Regions from separate parts of the Homo sapiens genome. Here regions 1 and 2 are each linked to region 3. Evidence: chromatin loops called from intact Hi-C (ENCODE). Cell type or tissue: GM12878. All regions are shown on one strand.

Region 1 (2,500 bases), 320 kb after region 3:
CAGATACATTCTCCTAGAAAATTAAACAATCCTTTGTGTAGGCCTATTCAGCAAAATTCTAGTATGGCATTGAGAAAACACCCTACTTTCCCTTTACCTTATTTCCAAGTTTTTGATAATGTTTTACCACTGTATATTAGAGAAGGATAAATATAGAGGTTGTTAGAAATTCATACAATTCTGGAGAACATAGACACTAGATAAGAACTGGACAGAAGCACTGTAATTATTTCAGAATACATTTAATCCAGGAGGAAAAGGCAGTATTAGAAAGATCTATGTTGGGCAGAGTTTGAACAGCATTCTTCAATCTGCTTTACCAAGCATAAAACTTGTATTTTTAAATCTTTGTCTAATTTACTTCTTTAATTTATTTCTCAGTTGGTTCACACTTCAAGAATTGAAGAGACAGATGTTGTCTCTTTTTCTCCTCACATCTTAACACTAATTACTTCCTACAAGGTATCATTCAATAAACCAGAAAAGTAAGATCAATATCACAGATGCTCTTGACCAATGATACAAGGGAAACTGGACACATAAACCTTATCTTTTGCCCTTCTCTCCCCCATCAGAGTAGCACATGAGACAACTGTACTCAGCTTTGTAAATTATTAGCCAAATTTCTTAAAATTCTTAAATTCCTTACTGGCAGGTGGCTACAATCTACTGACGCATGTGTGTTTGAGAAATAGACATTTTTCTTTTCCAAAAATGTATAAAATAAAAATCCTTCCATGCCATCTTTTGGGTGTTTCTGGCATTATGTTATTTGTCTTTACATATATAGTTGTTAATTTTGGTAGGTGTCTAATTATGGACCACTATTTCATAAGACAATGGGACAGTATTGTTAATGGGAAACATCTTCAAAATATAATATTAACTTTAAATACAAATTTAATTAACTGGTCTCAACCATGAGGAAAAAGTCTATATTTATAATTCAAATTTTATTTAAACTCTACCTTCTCAAGTACCGTTGTTATGCAGCTTACTCATTTCTACAGTGCAATTTATAACAAAAATATCAATCACCTGGTTATCCACTAGATGTCAGTCCATCCTCACACTGAGGTAACAGGTAGACTATTCATCTGGTGACAAAAAAAAAAATCTGAGAAGTCATATACTTGCCTCCCTCCCAGTGGCATGAGGGACACCACAAGCAGGCCAACTTTCCATTCTTTTTTGTGTAATATAGGCTCAGATTGCCTTTATCATTGGCTAACTGACATTGGCAAACTGTGGTCTCAATAATCTCTTGCTTCCCTCTCATTAAACATGGCAGGCTCCAACTGAATTTGAAGGGAGTAATCAATGCTTTGTTTGGCTGTGTTAAATTCATGACGCAGAATGGAACTGAATGCCAGGATCATACGATACAAAAATAAATGTGTCTCTCAATCATGTGGTTCATTTTTAATGACCCCCAGAATGGAACATTACACACCCATTGACTGTAACCATACTGCCTGGCATGACTTTAGCTGCCAGCATCCTCAACAGCATCCTCCCAACAAAGGCTCAGGGTATATTTAGGATGCACAAAATTTATAGTATAATAGTTCATATGCTCTTAACTTCATATGAGCAAGTATTTTAATCAGGATGATCCTGGTGCAGGCTCAGAGGCATTTATGTAGTTGATAATTATGGTTTCAGAAGCTCTTTGCAGGGAACAGTTTACATTGGCAGTCTCTAAATCATATCTAGTTGAGTTAAAGCTACATTTGCCAAAGTGTCCTCTGACAGACACTGGTCCTGTAGGATGTGAATAGATTATAATAAAAGGATTCATAGAGGAGAATTCCATGGAATACTCTGGAAGAAACAGAATCAAACATGTTTCTCTGATGCAGGACTTCCCAGCACTTTTAATAGTGTCATGTGCAAATATCCAAGAAGAGGCTGTAATATGTGGGTTTTCTTTTTGATTTTAGAATAATTATTTTACAGAATATTTTGCCAAAGAAGTTAATTTTGAAAAAAGCAAAAGAGACTTCTGGACTACAAAGAGATACTTAGTCTCATGTTGCCCTTCCACCCTTTCTTACTGTTTTTCTTTCTCTTTCCTTCTGCATCATATATTGAACATATTTTATGTGTCAGGCACTATGCTGGAATAAAGTAATTTAGGTGTCATGCTGCAAAGAACAAAGGGTATTACTAGGGCATACTTTTTCTAGTAATACATAGAAATCCTTGTATCTAGGTACATTTTACATTTGGAAAGTTTCAAGGTCTGCAGCCCACCTAAAATAGGCACTGGCTATTGCCGTTGGACCCATGTTGTATCAGGGAAGGAAGTAGTTCTCTATGCAGTCAAAGGAATTCTTTCAGCTGGATTTGAAATCTTTTAGTGAGGACTTGACAAGAAAAGTGTTTAACCAACAGGAATTTAATGGGAAAAGTTTGGAGTTGTCGGCAGGACAGAGGCAAGTTTTGGAACAGAATTAAGTGATCCAAAGAGCCTGCCTTAAAAAACTACATAAGGGAG
Region 2 (2,500 bases), 200 kb after region 3:
TCCAAATCTTTAGGGTTTTATGTTTCAAAGTGCACATTCCTACTGCTTTCCTTCCAGGTTTGAGATTTTCGTCTCTGCCCTCTCCCTTTGAGAATCCCTGTATAATAAGAGGCATGACTGATAGGCAATGTTGCCCATAGGAATAGTGTGGAGGCAGGAAAAGAAGAATCATTGTTAGGAACAGGAGGGAGCCACTGAATGTTTGTGGGCAGAGAAGTGACAGATTCCATGGAATTCACTTAGATATGCTCTGGGCTTCTCAAACCATCCGTGGTGAAGGACCAGCTGTTTTCTGCCTTTTCTCATATATTACAGACTGATATTTTTAGAAACTATAATAAAAAATGAGTTACTAGAAAAATGTAATAAAAAGGTACAAAATGCAAGCACCAATTATTAATTATTAGTTTCAACAGACACAAAATAGCTTGTCAAATTGCTACAAAAGCTTCACATGCTTGTCTTAATCTCTGTTCTCTCCTCATTGCACACCTGTAATCAACAGTTTGCCAATGTCCCCACTCTACAAATGATAGCATGAGTGCAGCCTCTGCTCTGCAAAGATCTGATCTGAGGGAGAGAGGCTGATTAGGAGGCTGTATGCTGTATTTTAGAAGACAGAGAGCAGATCAGGGCCTGGTCTAAGGCAAGAGCAGGGGTAAGAAAAGGAGGGAAGACAAATGAATGAGTAAGACTTTTGGTCTTATTTCAGCCATTTTGTTTTATGCTTAAAAAATGCTTTTGATTAGTTTCTTTGTTTTCTGTCTGATGCTACAATTTTTTAGGGGTGGCTTTTATTTTCTGTAATCATTTGGAAGGTACACATTCTGTTTATTAGCACTACAAGTAGTTTTCATTAAGTTTTTCAAAAACGTATGGCACCTTTATTTCTCCAAACTTGATAGAGGAAAAAAAAAAAAGAAAAAGAACCATTGTCTTTTGACCTCCCATTCTCTAAAATGAGAAATGCTCTACATTTCAACTTTCTCCTACTCTCCATTTTTCATTCTTTACTCTTGTTAATATAATTTGGGGGTTATACCTAAATTCTTATTATTAAACTATTATTATATGGCTTATATGTCTCATTTCATGATCGCTTTTGATATATTATAACCATATTTATAATATTCATTTAGATATAGCTCTGTGTTTAACTGGGTTCTGTGTTTACTGTTGGTGCTTTTATACCAAAGCTTTTTTTTTTTTAAAAAAAAAATCAAGTTCATTTATTTTGAATCACCTCTTGCTATGATGAATGAAAGCATTAAGTAAAATTGCCAGGGTAACCAACTGGGAGTGTGTGTGTGACATGAGAAGAAAAGCAGCCTGACCTCTTGGAGCCGGCTGGCATCACAGCTAGACTTTAGTGCTCTCCTGTTGAAAATAACTTCACAGAGCATCAGTGTCAGACCAGGCTACTCTGTGATGATGGTGGAGCATGACAAAGACAAGACCACTTCATGACCATGTCTGAACACAACAAAACATGTACATTGTACAAGCCACAGAAGTGACCAACCATCCCCCTCTCATGGCTAATACAAGGGATTGCTGCTTCTTTACCAAGTACAGCGTTAATCTTTTCTGGTCTTCCCACATTCTAGATAGATAAGATTTATTAAGATACCCATTCATAAGATACCCCTGCTTCTGGACATCAGCCAATCCAAACCAAAGCCCTACACACTAAAATCACTTAACACAAAACACAAATCCTACAAATGCTTTGTAATGCCCTCTCACTAACAAGACTCAAGGTTTCCCACGGTGTGAATTCTCCCTCACTGAAATGAGTAATAAACCCAACATTTTTAGATGTGTTCCTGGTGGTCTATAGCTGGAGGGCATTCACAAGGAGAATTATTGCTTTGATGGTCCTCCTTATTAGCCTCCTCATATCTACCTCCTCTACCCAGTAACTTTGTATCCCTGCTACCACTCTGAGACCAAGCTAAGATGATGGAGGACGAGAGAAATAGAGATCAGTCAGGTGAATCTAATTGTCTGGACAAGGCCACAGTCATGTGAAGTATCCCCGCTCAGATCTGCAGAAATCCCCAGACAACTCATAATCTTGTGAACAAAAATAAATGTTTATTGTTTTATCTCACGGAGATTTTGTGGTTGCTTGCTTTGCAGCATTATTGTGGCAATAGATAATGGGTACAGTTTACTGTCTAAGAGTATATTTCTTTTGACAACCTACTTTGGGGAGAATTATTGGATCATACACTTTTCTTCGAAACTTTATAAATTTGCTCCATTGTATTCCAGTGTTGGGGCTTGATTTTAGCTTCTGCTTAAACTGTTGTGATTTTCTCTTGGTATCACCAATTATGTATAAGTTAGGTCTCTTATCCTCATTCTATTTACCAATTTCTTATTTATCTTTTTATCTTTAATTGCATTTTTAATTTTCTTGAACTCTTTCCCTTTTTCGATTGGCTCCATTTTTTGTCTAAGGCCAAAATTAAATCTCTTTTCCCATCACATCTTC
Region 3 (2,500 bases):
TATGAAAGATAAATTTTCTGGACATAGTATCCTTGGCTAACAGTGTTTTTCTTTTAGTGCTTTGAATATATCATCCCATTTTCTCCTGGTCTGTAAAGTTTCTGCTGAGAAATTAGCTTTTAGTCAGATAGAGGGTTTCCTTTATAGATGATAAAATGTTTTTCTCTTGCTGACTTTAGAATTTGTACTGTCACTTTGACTTTAGACAGCCTGAATTGCAATAGGCCATGGTGAAGTACTTTTTGCATTGTATTTTCTGGGGATCATTGAGACTCCTATATCTGGATATTTAAATCTCTTCCTAGAATTGTGAAGTTTTCATTTATTACTTTGTTAAGTAGGTTTTCTAAGCCTTTCAATTTCTCTTTACCCTCAGGGATACTAACAATTAATACATTCAGTTGCTTTTTGTAGTCCCAAGTATCTCAAAGGCTTTGTTCATTTTTTAAAAAATCTTTTTTCTTTATTTTTTGCCTGACTAGATTATTTCAAAATATTTGTCTTCATGTTCTGAAATTCTCTATTCTGCTTGGCCTAGTCTATTTTTGAAACTTTCGATTGTATTTTGTTCTTGCTTTGATGACTTTTTCAGTTCCAGAATGTCTGTTTTTTTCAAAAAGATATTTATCTCTTTGATAAATTTTTCACTTATTTCCTGAATTGAGTTTTGAGCTCTTTGTATTGCTTTTCATATTTCTCTTGCATCATTGAACTTTTAAAAATAAATATTTTGAATTCTTTATCTGGCATTTTGAGGATTGCTTTTTGGTTAGGATCTATTGCTGGAGAATTATTGTGTTCCTTTGAGGATGTCATATTGCTTTTTCATGTTTCTTATGTCTTTACAGCATTTGCTTCTCTTTATTTTTGAATTTTCCTTCACTGGGGGGGCTTTTTCCTGAATATGTGACTATGATGTTGGTTGGGTTTGCTTTTGGGTGCATGGAGTAGGGAAGACTACTATAATTTCATTGGCTATAAATAGCATCAGTGGTATCTGTGGTTTCCTTGGTGTGTTAGGGTGCGGTTATTGGTGGAGGCTGTGGTGAACTTGTGCTAGGGTCTGGAATGCCAGATTGGTCTGTCTTTAGCTTTCAGTGGGGCTAAGCATGTCTATCCTTGTGTTCTGTGGCAGTGTATTCTGATACTTGTGTTGGTGGTTCCAAGCAGGCTGATTTTTGGGCTCTGGGTGCCTTTCTCAATGCTGGTTGTGGTAGTGGTGGACTGGTTGGGTGAGTAGGCTCTTGGGTTCCTGGGCAGCCACATGATGTGGGCAATGGTGGTAGCAGTAGTGGTGAGATGCTCTTCTGATTCCCAAGTGCTGTGCTTTTGTGTTGGCAGTTGCAATGGGCCATGCAGGCTGGCTTCTGGGCCATGCAGGCTGGCTTCCAGGCCACTAGGTGGTGCTTGCAGGTAGAAGCAAGCACCTGCAGATACTTGAGGTGGTAGTGATATGTTGTTTGTGTCCAGCCTCTGTCCCCCAGGATAAATGCTTAGGTGCCCCAGGTGGTGGATTGGGTTATGGAACCCCCAGGACCATGGATCCTGCACTCTGTCTCAGAGGGTGGGGTGAAGCCAAGCAGAGCCAGACCAGGCAAACTTGTGCACAGGTCCCCCAATGATGAGTGCATGGACTAGCTGTGATGAGGAGTTGGGGGTGAGGTGGGTTGATCCTTGGGCCCTGGAGAAATGCTTGGGTGAGGGGCAACCACCACTACAGTGAGGTCTTACCATGTGGTGGGGGTGGCCAGTCCCAGCAGTCTCAGCAGCCACAGCCTTGGCCAGCAGCTGGGGGACTTATGTCCTTTTCATGCCCCAGTGCTTGTGGGGCTCCCTCCCCCATCCTGGCTGTTGCAGCTGGGGGATCCCTCCCCCATCCTGGCTGTTCAGTCAGACCTGGTAGTTCATGCCTAGCCTGGAACTCAGCGCTGGGCCATGGGGGCCCTCTTCCCAGCTCATGTCCAAGTTTCTGCAGCAACTCTTGTCTTACTCAGGACAAGTGGAGGAGTTGTCCACATGTAGCACCAGCAGCTGCAGCCCACAGCACACTTGCTTCTCAGTCCCGTTTGCAAAAGCCTCCCCCACACCCCTACCTAGGCCCCATGCCCCACTCTGGAAGCAGCAGCCTGAGTTTCCCCAATGCCCGGGACTGGTGCCACTGGTTTCCAGGACTGAGCATAGTCTGTTAAAAGCAAGGATCAAGAATGGTGTTTTATTGTAGCTCCTCAGGTCCCAGAAAGAGTGTGAGACCCAAAGTGTGTTCCCTCCTTGGGGTTCCTTCCTACAGTCTCCTGGCTGCTCCCAAGTCAGAATCAGGGCTTAGAAGACTCAAAGTGTTTCTCCTATGGCTTGGATAGTACAGTTCCCAAGTGAGAAGGTAAATTGTAGGAAGACACTCACTCACCTTCCCCTGTACTGAGGGATTCACTACCAGTTCCGGGCCAATCCTAGCCACAGAAGCTGCACATTTTCCTTCTCCTTCCTAGATTTTAGTGTTTCC

Evidence for each region. Hi-C counts contacts between places; a loop is a spot of excess contacts. Peaks named below come from ENCODE experiments on the same cell type or tissue, not always from the same donor. Only the 100,000 strongest peaks of a DNase experiment are listed, where the experiment ranks them.
Region 1: it touches region 3 in a loop (6-fold over the local background); 3 of 110 quality-filtered maps call a loop at or near these places.
Region 2: a loop joins it to region 3, with 3 times the contacts of the local background. A loop is called at or near these places in 3 of 110 quality-filtered maps.

Annotation. Positions count from the first base shown.
Region 1 is chr3:31,130,915-31,133,414 of GRCh38, reverse strand. No RefSeq gene overlaps it. Among named protein-coding and RNA genes, the nearest start is that of MIR466, 30 kb to the left of the region's middle. In GM12878, a CTCF peak has its summit at 1,061 (motif pointing right); a DNase peak (open chromatin) is centred at 1,084.
Region 2 is chr3:31,244,592-31,247,091 of GRCh38, reverse strand. No RefSeq gene overlaps it. Among named protein-coding and RNA genes, the nearest start is that of MIR466, 84 kb to the right of the region's middle. RefSeq lists an enhancer at 1,482-1,551. In GM12878, a CTCF peak has its summit at 1,538; DNase peaks (open chromatin) are centred at 1,492 and 1,926; H3K4me3 peaks cover 457 bases; H3K27ac peaks cover 2,442 bases.
Region 3 is chr3:31,447,596-31,450,095 of GRCh38, reverse strand. No RefSeq gene overlaps it. Among named protein-coding and RNA genes, the nearest start is that of STT3B, 84 kb to the left of the region's middle. RefSeq lists a silencer at 1,249-1,427. In GM12878, a CTCF peak has its summit at 1,381 (motif pointing right); a DNase peak (open chromatin) is centred at 1,285; H3K4me3 peaks cover 654 bases; H3K27ac peaks cover 2,098 bases.